Regions from separate parts of the Mus musculus genome. Here region 1 is linked to region 2. The links are chromatin loops, found by intact Hi-C in ENCODE. Cell type or tissue: gastrocnemius. All regions are shown on one strand.

What was found. Peaks named below come from ENCODE experiments on the same cell type or tissue, not always from the same donor. Only the 100,000 strongest peaks of a DNase experiment are listed, where the experiment ranks them.
Region 1: it touches region 2 in a loop (2.1-fold over the local background); 7 of 42 quality-filtered maps call a loop at or near these places.

Annotation. Positions count from the first base shown.
Region 1 is chr12:69,753,295-69,761,294 of GRCm38, reverse strand. It overlaps Cdkl1 (cyclin-dependent kinase-like 1 (CDC2-related kinase)), which reads left to right. Exons shown (of 10, transcript NM_183294.2): 4 at 1,125-1,197; 5 at 3,997-4,087; 6 at 4,649-4,849; 7 at 7,088-7,170. Among named protein-coding and RNA genes, the nearest start is that of Mir681, 6.6 kb to the left of the region's middle. RefSeq lists an enhancer at 2,033-3,886. In gastrocnemius, no CTCF peak of the experiment used is centred here; DNase peaks (open chromatin) are centred at 2,413, 2,900, 3,287, 4,706 and 1 more place; H3K4me3 peaks cover 1,975 bases; H3K27ac peaks cover 2,017 bases.
Region 2 is chr12:70,141,637-70,149,636 of GRCm38, reverse strand. No RefSeq gene overlaps it. Among named protein-coding and RNA genes, the nearest start is that of Abhd12b, 8.5 kb to the left of the region's middle. In gastrocnemius, a CTCF peak has its summit at 4,410; DNase peaks (open chromatin) are centred at 563, 1,328, 4,419 and 5,449; H3K4me3 peaks cover 1,484 bases; H3K27ac peaks cover 2,611 bases.

The DNA.
Region 1 (8,000 bases), 390 kb after region 2:
CATGAGATGCCCTTTCCCAATTCACACACACACACACACACACTCGTGCGCGCGCACGGCATCATGGCATCTGGCAGGGCTCGGCTGTCCTGGTTAAATCGGCAGTGAATCTGTGCGGAAGAGTTGGGGAATTGGCACGGTTAGATGTTGTGACAGAGGAGAGGAAAGAGAAGCACGGCGTGAGGGTGACGAGAAGAGAGGTGCAGTGTGGGAAAAGAACACGATGCTTTTCTGTGTCTTCAGTTACTTTGAACTTTAGTTATATGGTATGCAATATAAACCTCCTCCTTGTCTCAGTAAAATCTCCTTCCTCTCCCTTCCAAGAAAACAAACAAAGCATGTGACTCAGGCATCTGGAAATGCTGAACACGCAAACAGAAGCCTTGCTTCAGGACCACGGTTTGGAGCAACCGGAGCACAGAGCACGCCATCGCCATCTCTTGTGCTGTATATTAACTAGCAAGGGCCTCATTATAGAACCGGGCTTGGTGGTGCAAGCCTGTAATCCCAGCACTTGGAGGTTAATACAGGATGATCTCGAATTTTAGGTCTTGGAGCCACCTTAGCAAGACCATGCTTCAACCCTCTCTTTAAAAACAAAACAAGCCGGGCAGTGGTGGCGCACGCCTTTAATCCCAGCACTTGGGAGGCAGAGGCAGGCAGATCTCTGAGTTTGAGACAAGCCTGGTCTACAGAGTGAGTTCCAGGACAGCCAGGGCTACACAGAGAAACCCTGTCTCGGAAAAAAAAAAAAAAAAAAAAACACAAAACAAACAAACAAAACAAGACAAAGAAAAAAACTGAGGAGTTCAAATTTCAGGCAGTCCCAGGTCATAAATATTTGTTGAAATATTTCACTGTTCCTCCCTGTTTTTTGTTTTGTTTTGTTTTTAAAATCCAAGTTTGTATTTTTGTTAACCTGCTTTCCCCACAACTCAGCAGCATGCTGGTCACACATTCTCAACACTGGATTTGTGGGCTGATGGCCTGTGGATCCAGAGGAGGCTGTGTCTCCCGGGATTTTTCAGTCCCAAAGCCTGCCCCCGTCTGGATTGGGTTTCTTGAGCTGAGGTCCATGGCTAGAGTGAAGAATGTGTTTGTGCTGTTTCTTTTGTTTTTATTAGGGTACCAGAGCCTCTCGTGAAGAACATAACTTGGCAGACACTGCAGGCTGTAAATTTCTGCCATAAACATAACGTAAGTGTCCCGACCCCCTTTGAACACCCAGGTGGCTTCTTCTCTTGAGCCAAAACCGAGCCTTATTCAAAGTTCATACCCCACCTTTGTGGGTATACGTTTTTTTCCATGAAAATCTTCCTAAGCCTGGGGGCGGAGGGGAGTAAGGAACTTAAAGATGGCAGATCTTATGGAAACATACATTATAAAAATCATTTTAAAAAAACTAGTCGTTTTTTGTTTTTGGTTTTTGTTTTTAATTTGTAAAATGTGAGGAAGAAGGAACCCCATTTACTTAGAGAGTCTGTATTATTGGATTGGTTTCCCCAAAAGACTTTGAACTGGAAGAGGTAACTCCAGATGCTTGCTGCAGTTACAATGGGTGGAGTCCTAGGCGCCAAGTCCTAGTGTCTGCCCTGGTGAGATAGGAGTGTTAAATGGGCGTCTGGTCCTTTTTGCCACAGCTGGACTGGGGGGAGGGCGGGGGGCCGGGTGCGGGGGGGGGGGTGCGGGGGGAGCCACTGTAGGAGACTGCCCATGTGACATGGCTTCATAGATGCTGAAAAATCTGCTCTCCTCTCTCACCCCACACAGAGCTGCCCCCTTTCTACACATGGAAGCCAGCTTCCTGGGCTGGCTCCCAGTTGTGTGGTCAAGTACTCAGAATGAATGAGCCCTTGAGTTTGATTCCCAGTACTGCGATCAATCAACCAACCAATTAATCAATATAGCAGAAAAGAAAAAGGTGTGTGTGTGGGGGGGTGGAATCAGAGTCCAACCACTAAAAACACTCAAAATCCCAGAAGGGAATTTTAGAGTTTCACTGGACTCCAGTTATTGGTCACCCAGGCCCGAGGGGTTAAATCCCCTCTGAGCTTGCCCCAAGTAAGTTTTCCTGAAGCTGCTTACAAGGAGAAAACACGGGAACAGTCATTATTTTGGCTTTCATTATCGGAAGCCTAGAATCCTTATCAGAGCTGGAGTGTCGCTCCATGGTTAGACCTCTTGCCTTGCCTGCATGAAGCCTTGGGTTTGACTCCTTACAGTGAAAACAGTCATTTTAAGGCAGGACGAGTGGATGCTAGACGCTTTGATCGGTGATTAGCACTTTCCCAACAAACAAGTTTCAGCATAAGGGTGGCAGGACAGATAGTGGGGCTGGAGGATACAGAGGGAAGGGGAGAGGAGGGGGCAGAAAGAACGAGAAAGCTCGCCAGCCAGCCCTGGTGGGGGAGATCTGAGGAAAGTGAAGATAAATACAGTGCATACCACAGCTCTCTGGAGAGCCGCAGACGCTGCTGGGCTCCACGTGCTGGGGGGGGGGGGGGCTGATGGGGGGAGGGTGCTGAGCTTGGAAAGAATTCCCAAACAAAGGGGGGGGGGGTGGAGCACATTCTTGTTTCTGAGTCCTTCTGCCCATATGTCATCACGACATTCATGGAAGGACCTATTTATAGCAAAATGCAAAATGGCTGGTGAAAGACTTCAGAGCCCAGGGCCATCGATTACTGAGAACCAGATAGGTAGGTTATAAGGTAATTTATCCACCCCACCCCGCCTCCATTTTTTTTTTCCAGAATAATAATGCTGATGGGAAACACTAACGTTGCTCTCTCGCCCTAAAAGTCCCTTGGAGTGGGAATTGCTGCGCCCACGAAGAGCCTCTGTCCTCTTTCCGGATTCTGGGGTCAAGGAACCCTCAAGAGTTGCAGGCTCCAGGCCAACAGTCACTGGGGCGGCAGAAAGACCCAGCGTTTCCCAGCAGAGAGGAAAACCCTTGGGAAAAGGGAGGGGTCACAAAGAACCCGGAGTAATATTTTGTCCCAACTCAATTTTAAATGTTAACCGTTGATTAAAAGTTGTTGACTTAAGAGATTTTATTTATTTATTTATTTATTTATTTATCTGTCTATCTATCAAAGACATTGTCATTTAATAAGAAAGTCCCGTGGGAGTCCTCAAGCGCTCCTCTTGGTAGTGGCTTCACCCTCTTAAAGAATGTAGCTTGATACCAGCGGGTGAGGCAGGATGCAAGAGTCTCCCGCTGGGCTCCTCTGTGCTGTGGGACAGAGCTGACACCTAGCGACCACGACGCACCCCGGACGGCGAGGCCGCAGCCAGCTCTTGTTTATCTTGTCAGGACAAATGTCAGAGCTGGAAGGGCGATCTTTTGGCAGGCACACGAGCTTCCAGCCCTCTCTCTCCCAGCTTATCTCAGCAGGCCCAGGGCTTGTCTTGTTTACCGAGCGAGCAAGCCGCCTTCCAGTGAACCGGGCTTCTGCTCCAATCTGTCTGTCGTTCTTGCCACAGGCTGAAGCCTCAAAGCCTTTCGGTCCTTTCCCCCTTCATAGACAGCAGGCAGGTTAGGGGTGATGCCTAGTTAAATATAAAGTTCCTTTTTCTAATGCAGACTGTTTGAGATATACTTAACATTTTAGTTGGGTTGGAGGTGGAGGTCAGGTGGCGTGCTCGGCTAAGGTTCTGGACTGATGCCCAGCACTGAAAAAAAAAGTCGTTTATCTGAAATCCAAACGTAACTAGGTATCTCACGTGTTTTTATTTGCTGAGTCTGGCTCTTGACAGTCATTTTTCCTATCACACTTCTTGGTTTTTGTGGCCACTCAAGAATTTGAAATGATTCTGTCTGTAGGTATGGAACTAGGTTTATTTTAGTCTGCTGTTTTAGTATCCAACAGGTCAATGGCAGATTAAACTGATATATCCAATATCTGCTAAATATTCCAGCCCTTTACTCGTGGCAGATATTAGAGTTGCACCTTCATGACATTTTGTTTTGTTTGTTTGTTTGTTTCTAACCAGTGCATACACAGAGACGTGAAGCCGGAAAATATTCTCATCACCAAACAGTCAGCCATTAAGCTCTGTGACTTTGGGTTCGCACGGCTTCTCAGTGAGTACCCACGGCTTCTTCAATGTAAAAGGAACATTCTTGCTGGGACAGCTGGTTTCCATACTACAGAAAGCTGGTTCTTGTATTCTGCCCCGGGAATAATCTTGCAACAAATTACGGTTCCTGCCAAATCTTGTAATGAAATATAACTTGAAAAATGTATAAATACACAACAATTTAGATATGTATGCTATATGTAAATTGTAGCACAAAAGTTATTATAAAGCCTGCTAATCTCCTGCCTTCTCCAACCCCCCAAACAATACTTACCAGAATTAATACTTCAGATGAATGCCTTTTAATCTTGGCTATAGATTAACACCCAAGGAACTTTTAAAAAGTATGCGGGTAGCCTTGGGCCCTCTCCAAGTGTTCGGATTAATTGGGCCGGGAGGAAGCCCAAGTATCAGTAATTTAAAACATCCTACAGCCAAGTGATGACAACCAGCAGCTAGCACTGAGAATGGTGATTCGGAAAAGCTTCATTTCTTAGGTTTTTCCCTGCTCAGTTTTGACTCCGGGCTTCCACTGATCTGTTTTCCACGTTTCTGCACCGGCCAGCTGGACCAGGTGACTACTACACGGACTACGTGGCCACCCGGTGGTACCGCTCACCCGAGCTGCTAGTGGGAGACACGCAGTATGGTCCCCCTGTAGATGTCTGGGCAATTGGCTGTGTGTTTGCTGAGTTACTGTCCGGAGTGCCTCTATGGCCAGGAAAATCTGACGTGGATCAGCTCTACCTGATAAGGAAAACCCTGGGTAAGTGGTTTCCGCTGACTTTGAGAGAACCTGCTCGCTTCTCCCACACCCCCTGCTTACCTGACACCTTTAGGAAACAGACATTTCTCAGCCTCGCTGAAATGGCTCCATTAAAAGTGTCTATGGTTTGTTCAAATGACAAGACTTAATGATTACTGGGAATTTACTAATTGTCCAGGATATATAGACTAATCTCTTAAGCTTAGGTCAGATCCTCTTAACTTCTAAATGTGTTAAGCCTGGCAACAGAACTACTGCAAGGACTTAGCTGGTCACAGGCGGCTTCCATGTTACAAGCTGAACATCCCTCATCCAGACGGCTTGGGACTCTAGTGTTTGTGACATTAGAGGTTTCAATGTGGTATGTAAGGGAAGGGACCCGAGTCTAAACAGAAAATTCATTTATGTTTCATTTCATTTCTTCCCATATCCTAAAGGCTGGTTATATGATCGTTCTAGCGTGCCCGCATTTGACCATGACACTTGGAGTCGAGTGTAGCATCTCCTACTTGTAGGATCATGTTGGCACTCAGTCTCAGAATTTTTAATGAGGGATGCTAAGCCTGCATTAGGATGAGGTGATTCATCCAGATGTCCTTACTGCAGCCTGCCTGACAAGTTTTGGATTATTCAGATTACCGTAGAGGAAGAACCTCAGCCTTCTAAGTGTCGAGAAGAAAGTCTTGTTCACCGTGCCCCCCTCCTACAATTAAGGGCAATGGGAAGGACAGAAGAGAAAAGGGAGGAGGGTACAGTAAAAGAGATCCATAACTAGTGGTTGCTGTTTTCAGAATCCAGGAGTTAGATTCTACTCTGCTAAGGAACGCCATTTAAAGCACTCTTTCTCTGCTCCATAACTCTTGTATTACCAGCAATCACCATAGAGCTTTGTCTTCCCAAAGTACTGAAGGCCACCTGAGGGTGAGACTGTATTTCCATTTGTTTGTTTGTTGAGACAGGGTTTCTCTGTGTAGCCCTGGATGTCCTGGAACTCCTTCTGTAGACTAGGCTGGTCTTGAACTCAAATTCCACCTGCCTCTGCCTCCCGAGTGCTGGAATTAAAGGTGTGCGTCACCAGGGTCCGGTGGTGTTTCCTGTTTTTATCGTCTCCACCAATGTCTTGCACATTGGAGCCTCCTTGGAGCTCACGCAGGGTCACTCAGCCTTCCTTGGCTGTTCCGTCCAGTGGCTTTAGGGCACTCTCCTGCCGCTCCAGCCCTAGTGGGGAGGCTTTGACAGCTCGGGGACATATGTCTCTACTGTGTGTGTGTATCTGTAATTCATTTTTAAAGCTAGGGGCTAAGGGGCTTCATTACAGTGTTTTCAGACATAGGAATCAACACCCTAGAGGCTGTGTTTTTGCTTGCTTATCCAAACTAGAGCAAGGTTCTGGATTTGAGTGAGAGGTAAAGTTCTGAACCGAGTAGCACTGGTCACTCAAGACGATCTAGTCAGAGGCTAGAGCCTCAGTACCACAGGGCCCTGGCTGCAGGCCTCTGCTTCTGTCAGGCCTCTGCTTCTGTCAGGCCTCTGCTTCTGTCAGGCCTCTGCTTCTGTCAGGCCTCTGCTTCTGTCAGGCCTCTGCTTCTGTCAGGCCTCTGCTTCTGTCAGGCCTCTGCTTCTGTCAGGCCTCTGCTTCTCTCAGGCCTCTGCTTCTCTCAGGCCTCTGCTTCTCTCAGGCCTCTGCTTCTCTCAGGCCTCTGCTTCTCTCAGGCCTCTGCTTCTCTCAGGCCTCTGCTTCTCTCAGGCCTCTGCTTCTCTGCTCTAGAAAGTGGCCACTTGTGGCCCAGAGAAGCAGTTTCCTGAACCAGTCTTTCCTAGTGATACCCCTAGGACTTTACATGAGGCCACCATCAGCTCATTCGGCTGCCATTGCTACAGAATGAGCTGCATTGGACAGGAACCTCTTTCAGAGTTTCACAGGGTAAGCGCCCCTAAACCTTAGACGACAACGTTTCTGAGATCAGCAGCAACACGGGAAAAGACGATTCCAATTTGGAAATGGACTCCTCAGAGACAGAGGACCTTCCTGTTAGCTCCTTTGGTTTGGAGTCATCAAATACCCTGACGCTCTCAGTTTCTGTGCCTGACACGAGGCACTGTCCCTGAAGAACTCAGTGTAGGCTGTGCTGTGTGGATGCTTCCCCTCTAGGCACAGGTCCACGAGGCTGTGGAGGGAAAGCACAGCCCCGTGTTTCCTACGCTACCCCACTCACTTCTGTCTCTTCTTGTCCAAAGGGGACCTCATTCCCAGGCACCAGCAAGTATTTAGCATGAATCAATACTTCAGTGGGGTGAAAATTCCAGACCCTGAAGACATGGTGAGTGACTCATTTTGGAGGTGGCTCATTAGATCAGGCTAGTTGGGTTTTGGTAGTTACTCACATATGAGGCCATGGCTCAGTCTAATCGTGATGAAGAAAATTGGAGCAAGCTGGTGCTGAGCGAGATCCTTCCTGGCCTCAGTTCAAACTTAGGAGTCCCTGGGAACAGAGGTTAGCCAGCCTGTGGGACAGGAAAGCAGGACTGCCCTGGTCACACCAGTCCTTAATCGTTGTCAACTGAACATAGATCGCTCAGAGCCAATCAACTTTCAAGCAAGCCCAAACATTGGCTCACCCGTGCAAGCAGCTCCCTTCCCCCAGCAGTGGCCAAATTTTCTCTTCTCCTGTCAACTCGCTTTCCAGAATATGGAGCAACACCACCACGGTCCCATTCTGCTGCCTCTCCTCCTGTATGGTCAATGTGGGGGAGACGCTCCTTTATGAAGGACGGAGAGAATCTAAATGCTCATCTCCCCAACCCACTTTGAACAATGTGTCCCAATGAAACCATTAGACAAGGGTATAGAGGTATAGTGTTTACATTATTGCCTTTAGTATTCAGGAAGAGGTTAAGTTGAAGTATATCTGTGCAGTAGCTCTCCTGGGGCTAATAAACATAATTAGATCTGTATCCATCCATCTGGAAAAGTCTACAACAGGTTGTTGAATTGAAAGTATAATTTTAATATTTTATACTATTTATACTGTAAATATACTGTTTAATAGTAGTAAACAGTATAATTTAATATAATTCAAATAAGCAATAAAATATATATGCACATATAAACATAAAAAAGACAGGAACCTCTGGGAAATCATGCAAAATT
Region 2 (8,000 bases):
TTAAAAAAAACCTCAAAAGCAGTGTTCATCTCTATTCTATAGGATGTATGCCCTCGGTGATATTTATTTATTTGACCAGTATTTCTTTAAGCACATTCTCTATGTAGTACACATCTTTGGGGCGGTCTAATTTTATGCAGGGACTAACTCATGAAAAGCTGAACAACAACCAAGGAGTCGCTACCAAGCCATAAATAAATGTAACAGATAATACACATCCCCACGGGCTCACTAGTCAACATCTTCATAGGCAGAAAAGGTCAGGGGAAGATTAAAGGAAGGTACCACTCCGTTGCCTAGAAACAGCCTCAGAAATGGAAGATAACTGAAAAGGTCTTTCCAAAGAATCCCATAGAATGCTAACGCTGAGAGATCTGCATAAACAACCATTTAATTTACTCTAGTTTTACACAGAGCAAACTGCAAGCCAAGCAAGACCAAATGAGAGTTGGGTTGCGTTCACTCAGCTTTTCCAGAGCAGCCACTGCATACAAGACATAGCAAAGGCTATACCGAGTCAACACAGCAGGGAAGGCGGGGCTCCTCCTCAGAGGTCCTCAGAACCTGGCAGGAAAGGAGCCTGCATCGAAGCCACTGGGCGGGGCTATGGTGGAAAGGTTGTGGGAAGGTTGTGCTGGTTGTAAGCCTGACAGAGCCTCCTCTACTTGTTCTTGAGAAGAGCATAATTCAGTCGTTTCTTGTGAGGTAGACACTCCTCATTTCTGCATAAGTAATCAGGGTGGAAGAGCTTACACTTCCTTGTCCAACCACCTCCCATCTGCACGCACAGAGGCCGGGACAAAAGATGCTCCAGGGGAAGGCAGTGTACACCTGGATTCGTGGGAGGGGAAAACCCTATCGTTGGTTTTAGGCCTTGACAGGGAAGCAGGAAGTCACCCACGGAGAGGATTTTTTTTTTTCTTAACTCCTACTTTATTTTGTTTGTTTTAGGTTTTGTTTGGGTTTGTTTTATTCACTTAATTAAAAAAAAATCTAATAAATCCAGAGCTGATTACCCCGGAGGCAGTTTAGCTGGAAAGGTAAAGAATTAGATAAGACTCTGAGGGTCGGAGAGATCTATTCCTGAAAATGAAACCATACTCAGGAAACCATGGAGGAGACAAGAAAATAGAGAAAACAAGCACAATCGGTCACACAGCGTCACACACAGAAACGCATCGGGTTCCCAGCCTTCTAGATACCTGGCACTGGTGCAGAGGGCAGAATGAATCTATTCCCCTTTCTTTAAATCATCACCAAAGACAGCTCCGAAAGAAAGGTAGCTGTACTCCCCTCCCCTCCCCCCACGCCCATCCCCCCCACCACATACACACACAGCTGGAGTAAGTGAGCCCCGGCACAGCTGGAAATTAGAGCAGTCTCTCATCTTTGCCTTTAGTTTTTAAACAAGCAGGAAGAGAGCCCAGGGAACGCCCTCCCCACCCCCCACCCCCGGAGAACTACTTGGATCCTGATGTCAGTCAGCCTGGGGCTGTGTTCCTTGTCTTCCCTCCAGATGCTCCGTTGGAGCATCCTGCCCCTAGAGAGGAGTTTTAAAATAATAATAATATGTAGTGTGAAGTGAGATCATAGATATGAAAGCTCTCCTCTGAAGTGTTGTTTCCAGCCTACCCGGTACAGCACTGATATTATTTATTAATGACTGGATTTGATCTCTCTCTCTCTCTCTCTCTCTCTCTCTCTCTCTCTCTCTCTCTCTCTCTCTCTCTCCCTCTCCCTCTCTCTCTCTCTCTCTGGCTCCTGGGAAAATCCTCCTTCATTTAAAGCATGATAGTTTACAGACTAACATGGAAGATTAATCACTAGTAAATACGAATACCAAAATGGACAAGAGGTCTAGCCATGGCCTCTTCTGGCTCATCACCAGCCAAACGGGAACTAGAAACTGATAACTAGCAAGCCCACCCTCTTCAGACAAAAGAATGTGGGAGTAGGGATTAGAGGGGTGTTTCCACTCTCCTGTTGCTAAGGGTCAAAAAGAAGGGGTCAATGCTCTCTCCAAGAGTCTGAGTCCCAGGACCCAAAATTACTTAGCAGACATCAGCTCATTGCCCAGAGGTGAGTGTTGACTATCATTGTGAGGTGATTAATAAAGCAAGTTTTGTTAACCCTTGGTTATATGTTTGTGGGAGTGGAGCATTCGTGTATGCATGGGCTGGGGGTAGGGAGTTCATGTATGCATGGTGTTATGTGTGTATGTGTTGTGCATGTTCATGTGAAAGACTAAAGTCAACTTCAGGTGTTTTTCTCAAGAATTGGCCAGTTTTCTTCCTCCTCCTCCTCCTCCTCCTCCTCCTCTTCCTCCTCTTCTTCTCCCTCCTCCTCTTCTTCTTCTTTCTCTCTACTTATAGCCAAACTTACTCCCAACTAATCCACCTTATACCATCATTGCTTGCTTTTCTAGAACTATGTCCCAACTTTGAATAAGGTCGACCCTCTAAGAAGTTAAACAATATTTATCCTGTAGACCCAAATGTCCCTCACAGAACTCTGGCCCACCTCCATTCCTCTACAGAGCCATCCAACAGTGTAAGCTGTCTGGTGTTAATGCAGAGGTGAGAAGGTTAGACCCAGCAAAGAGGACAGTGACAAAGGCAGAGATGCAAGCAAGGTTAGCAAGAATTCATTTCAGGACCTTCTGCTCAGAGCATGTAGAGAAATGGACACTCTGGGCAAATACAGAAAAGTATGAACTTGCTTAGAATCTACAGGCCCAGGCTTTCGTGGAGACAATTCCATCTTGATTATGTATATACTTCCTACCAGTTTGCTGTACGTAGAAGAAGCCTATGATTATAAACACGGAAGGCCTGAACAATGGACTTGTCTTCAATGACACTGCCAATAGGAAACTCTGTGACTGGCATCAGCAAGTTACTGATAAAAGCAAGACATTTTCACCAGCCTTGATATCCAACCAGACAGTTAGCCCAAATCTCCTCCTGTGGGGAGACTCTAGCACAGCCTCTGCCCTGTGTGGAATGCCTGCATCTGTGCAAAACCTGAAGTATAACTACACATAAAGGAAGAGTTCGGTCTGAGAGGTTTAAATAGCCTGCAAATTATGACCTGGGCCTTGATATGGTCTGTAACCCCTACCTGACCTGCCAGAGAGCCTACAATGGCCTTGGTCCAGTACACAGAGACCCTATTTGGCCCTGCCTTTAAGCAGAATCGATTGACTGCTTTGGTAAGAGAAAAGGGCTGAGTTTCCACCCTAGAGCTATCTGTGGTAACATGAGTTACCAGCAATTAGAAAGGATCAGTCAGGCTGTGACTGTGGGTAGTGTCACTGCAATGTGGGAGGGTTTGGGGAGGACACTGGGAGTGGGCATCTCTTTTCTCCATATCCGTGATACTGAGGAGGAGGCTTGGGCGTCCTTTCTGCCTAGGAAAACATGCCACTTTATCAGTCAGGATAGAGCACAGTTTCCAGGTTCCACTTAGGGCAACAGGACATTTTGTAAGACCTCCGTTTCTATGAAGCAAGAAGCAAGGCATGTAAAGTATGTAGATGAGCAAGAAATTGAAACAATTGGTGCTTGCCAGAAACTTTCAAGACTCCTGGCTTCTACCAAGGCAAAGGTATTTAGGTATTCTAGCCAACACCAGGTAGTTGTGCTTTCAGAATTTGTTTTGAGCCGATCTCACCATGCATCCTTGGTTGATTTCGAACTTACTATGTAGACTTGATTATCCTCAAACTCACAGACATCCACCTGCCTCTGCCTCCTGAGTTCTAGGATTAAAGAAAGGCATGTGCCACCATGCCCAGGTGATGGGGTCTCACGGTCTGTTCTTATTTCTGTGTATGTGTGTAGGTCGCTGAGTGTATATGCTGTAAGAGTGCAGGAGCCTGCAGAGGCTCAGATCTTCTGGAGCTGGGATTACAGGTAGTTCGTGGGTGCTGGGAGCTTAACTTCAGGTCCCTGGAAAAGTATTCTAAACTGCTGAGCCATCTCTCCAGCTCCTAATAGATATTCTAAAATCGATGTGTGAGTTATTGTCTTGTTCTGTAAACTGTGCAGAATTCAGTCTTCCTCACTACAGGGTTTGTACAGAATGGTAACATTGAATGTGCATCAGTGTGTTTGCCCCGCGGTCTCGCAGGAAAGCTATCATTAGTAGAACTGACTGTGCTCATCCCCAATAGGATTAAATGATTCCTTCAGCAAAGGTACGGTGACTTGGGAAGGAACAATATAACGAAGCCATCTGAAATGTAAGATGTTCAAAATTCACCTAGAGCATGCAACTCCTACCTACAAGCTAGGGCCTCGCTTTATTTCTCTCCCTCCATTGTCCCAGAGGCTAACAGACTGCAGGCAGCCTATAGCATTTAATTGACCAAGTATAAAAATAGACACGCTGTTGTAATTCTTATATCTAACACGTGGAGGCAGCAGTGAGCCGGCGAGAAAAGAAAACAAAGGTGACATCTTCGAACCAGAAAGTTTGAATGGGGGTGAGGTTGGGGGAAGAGATACCACCAGCTGGCATGGTTAAAAATCATTTTGTGTCTTTCTTAGTCGTCTAAAACCTATTATTAAAAGAGCAAACTCTTCTAGCATATGTCCTCTGGAGTGGTTCATTTCCCTACTCTCTCTCTCTCTCTCTCTCTGCATGTGCGTCTTAATAGAAAGCCTTCTTTTCTATTCTGTTACAGAGATGGTTATTTTGAAGATTGCAAACTTCCTCCTGCCCAGTCCAAGTTGAAGTTCCGGGGGGAGGAAAAACGTTCCAGGCCGGCAGCTGTGCGCTGTACTGGACAACAAGCACCGCCTTTGTGGAGAGCCTCGTGGGATGATACCCAGGCAGAAGGTTAGAGAAATGGGTCTCCAGCGGTTCCCTTTACTGGGAGGAAAGAGATGGGGCCACACCTTCTTCGAAGAAGGCTTCGTTTCATTCCCGCAGATATGAAAAACTATGCTCATGGTCCCCTCAACTTTTTGAAGAACAAGATGGGCCCACAGCCAATCCCCTAAACCCTCAAGTGAGCAGACATCAAGTAGGGAAGACAGATGGAAGACAGGCAGACTGTAGCAAGCTGCTCCTCCTGAAAATTGACACCCTAGAGGGACATTGGGGATCACTCTCCACATGGCCCCAGAATGCAGCATCTAGAAGGGCAGGAGAGCCCCTCCCCACAAGAGGCCTTTTGTGTGCCTGTCAGGCTGGGTTGTATTTTTAGACTTAGCTAGGCCTGCTCTGGATTTCCCCTCACACAGCTGCTGCCGCTGCTTTCCAAAGCCCAGCCTAGGAAGCCGGGCTTCCCTAAGCCTTTGTTTGCCTGAAGAACGGAAGATAATGTTTGACAGGGGAGGGAGAGTTATGGGAGCCTGCAGAATTCTTTCCTCAACTCCCAGACAAGAGGGTAAGTCTTGTCACCCTATCCAGCAGCATCTTGTCACATACACACACACACACACACACACACACACCACCAGTCCAGCCTAGGACCTCCAGCCCATATTTGATCAGGACCAGCTGCCTCATGGCATGGATTGAGCCCAGTACATCTTTCGGAGTGAGAGAAAATTTTACTCCATGAGAAGGAAGCTCAGACCCAAGAACCATATTCAAAGCCACCTCTCTCAGCCACTCTGGTAAACAGGCTCTTCCTGCGTATTCTGTTTTAAAGCATTTAATTATTCCTCCATCTATAAATAAATAAATACTCGCTTGCTGTAGCATTTTCTTTCAATTTGCTACTGTAGACAAATCAAGACATGATTTATTCTTCTGATGTTGGCAGTCTTAAACCTCCCTCATTTGTTTTTTTAATATATATTTTTTTATTTTATGTGAGTACACTTTTATACTGTTACTGTCTTCAGAAACACCAGAAGAGGGCACCAGATCATATTACAGATGGTTTTGAGCCATTATGTGGTTGCTGGGAATTGAACTCAGGACCTCTGGAAGAGCAGTCAGTGCTCTTAACTGCTGAGCCATCTCTCCAGCCATCACCACCCTCCCATTTGCATTTTAAAACCTTCCCAACACCAGAAGTTACCTGTAGGGACTAAGGGGTGAACATGTTTTTTTGTTTTTGTTTTACTTTCTACTTTTTTTTCCCTACTGTTTTATCTTTATTCAAACAATGAGCTGTTACTGTTTGGCAATGGGAGTATTTTTAAGGTACAGTGCAGACAGCCAGTGGGTGGGAAACGAGGCATTTCTTGGTGTTGGGATTTTTAGATCCTGGCTTTGATAGGATGGTGGGCCTGACTAGTATAGCAGTGAGATGTTGTAAGAGAGGTGGGAAAGATGGATGGAGAGGGAGAGAAATGCTGTTGGTTCAAGGCAGGACCTGTGGTTAGGAAAACCTAGCCCTGCAGTACCAGAATGTATGCCAAAGACAATGGGATCCATGAGATTGAAGGACATGCTACACAAAGCACAGTCTACTGGATCTTATGGGCAGAAGCATGTCCTAGACAGAAGCAACATATCAAGATCCCTGCACTGCAGAGCAAGAGAAAGCATTCCTATCTAAACCTATGGTCATTGGAGTGTTAGCCAGGCTTCCTCAAAAGCTGCAAGCATGCCCAAATTCGGTATAAGAGCAGTCCGGCCAGCCATGCAAGCTCAAATGACTGTCTTATCATATGATAAGATGTATATGATATCTTAGTGATACCATATACAATTTGGGATGGGGTGCCAAGTCATTTGTTGGGCAAAATGACACTGAGGACCAAGATGGCTGTCATTATGTCAAATGGGATCCCTATAGCAATGAGACCTGATATAGCTTAAGTCTCTGGATGGAGGGGAATCTTCAGGATATACTGAGAACAATGGAGGAAGAGCAGGCAAGGGAGGACTCAGGTGCCGGTGGGACTCCATGTGAGGCAGGGAGTGAGGCCAGTGGCTGAAGGTGTGGAAGAAGGAGTTGTGTGACCAGTTAAAGCAGGCATTCTTCATCTGGCTAGAACTCAGGGGTCTGTGAACTTGAGTGGGAGAAACATCCTATTTTTATTTCTACATTCCCCCACTACAGCCTATTAGATACTTCCATGATTAATGTCAGAAAATTCATATAGGATAGTAATATCAATATTTATGACCTCAGCATTCATAACAATCACAGATTTTTGTATCCTATTTTCATATCACATGTCAGTTGTGGCAAATGTCTCTAAGTATCATTTCTGTTCATCATTAATTTAAAATGCTCGTAATTGGACCTGATAATGGATCGTGTTTTGTACAACATGGGTATATTTGCATGCATTAGCATATCAAAATGACTATAATTTTGAAAGCCGTATGTCCATTAAATAGTAATTTTGCAATCCTTTATTTATTATTATATATGTTAAGAAGTATTCTGAGAGGCAAGTCAAAACATTAGAAAGGGGACTGGAGGTATGGCTCAGGGATTAAGAGCACTGACTGCAAATACAGCTAGTGTTGTTGTTGTTGTTGTTGTTTGTTTTTGTTTTTTAATATATTGTAACCCCAGCACTCAGAAGGCTGAGGCAGGAGATGAGTTCAAGATTAGCCTGGGCTATCTCAAAACAATAAAAGAAGAAAGAAGAGGAAGAAGGAGGAGGAGGAGGAGGACGGCGACGACTATGATGATGATGATGAGAAGCAGCAGCTAGGTGTGATGGTACACACCTTTAATCCCAGCCTAGGGTGGCCGGCAGATCATTGTAAATTCAAGGCCAGCATGGTCTGAACAGGCCTTGCCCCATTTCTGGTCAGTCTGGGCATTCAGGCCTGTGAGGCCACCACGCAGTCACAGAGGAAGACCTGTTGAAGCAGAGAATACAGAGCTGAACAAACGGAAGCCAAGGTCAAAGCAAATGTTTACTTAAAATGAGGAAGGATATCATCACAGATTATAGATGTTTAAGAAGATAAATTCCACAGACCTTATGAAGACCACAACATAAGATTTACTTAATGGACACATTTCTGTAGCCCCTTCCTTTCCCTCCATTCTTGGCTGTGTATTTTGATCCTTT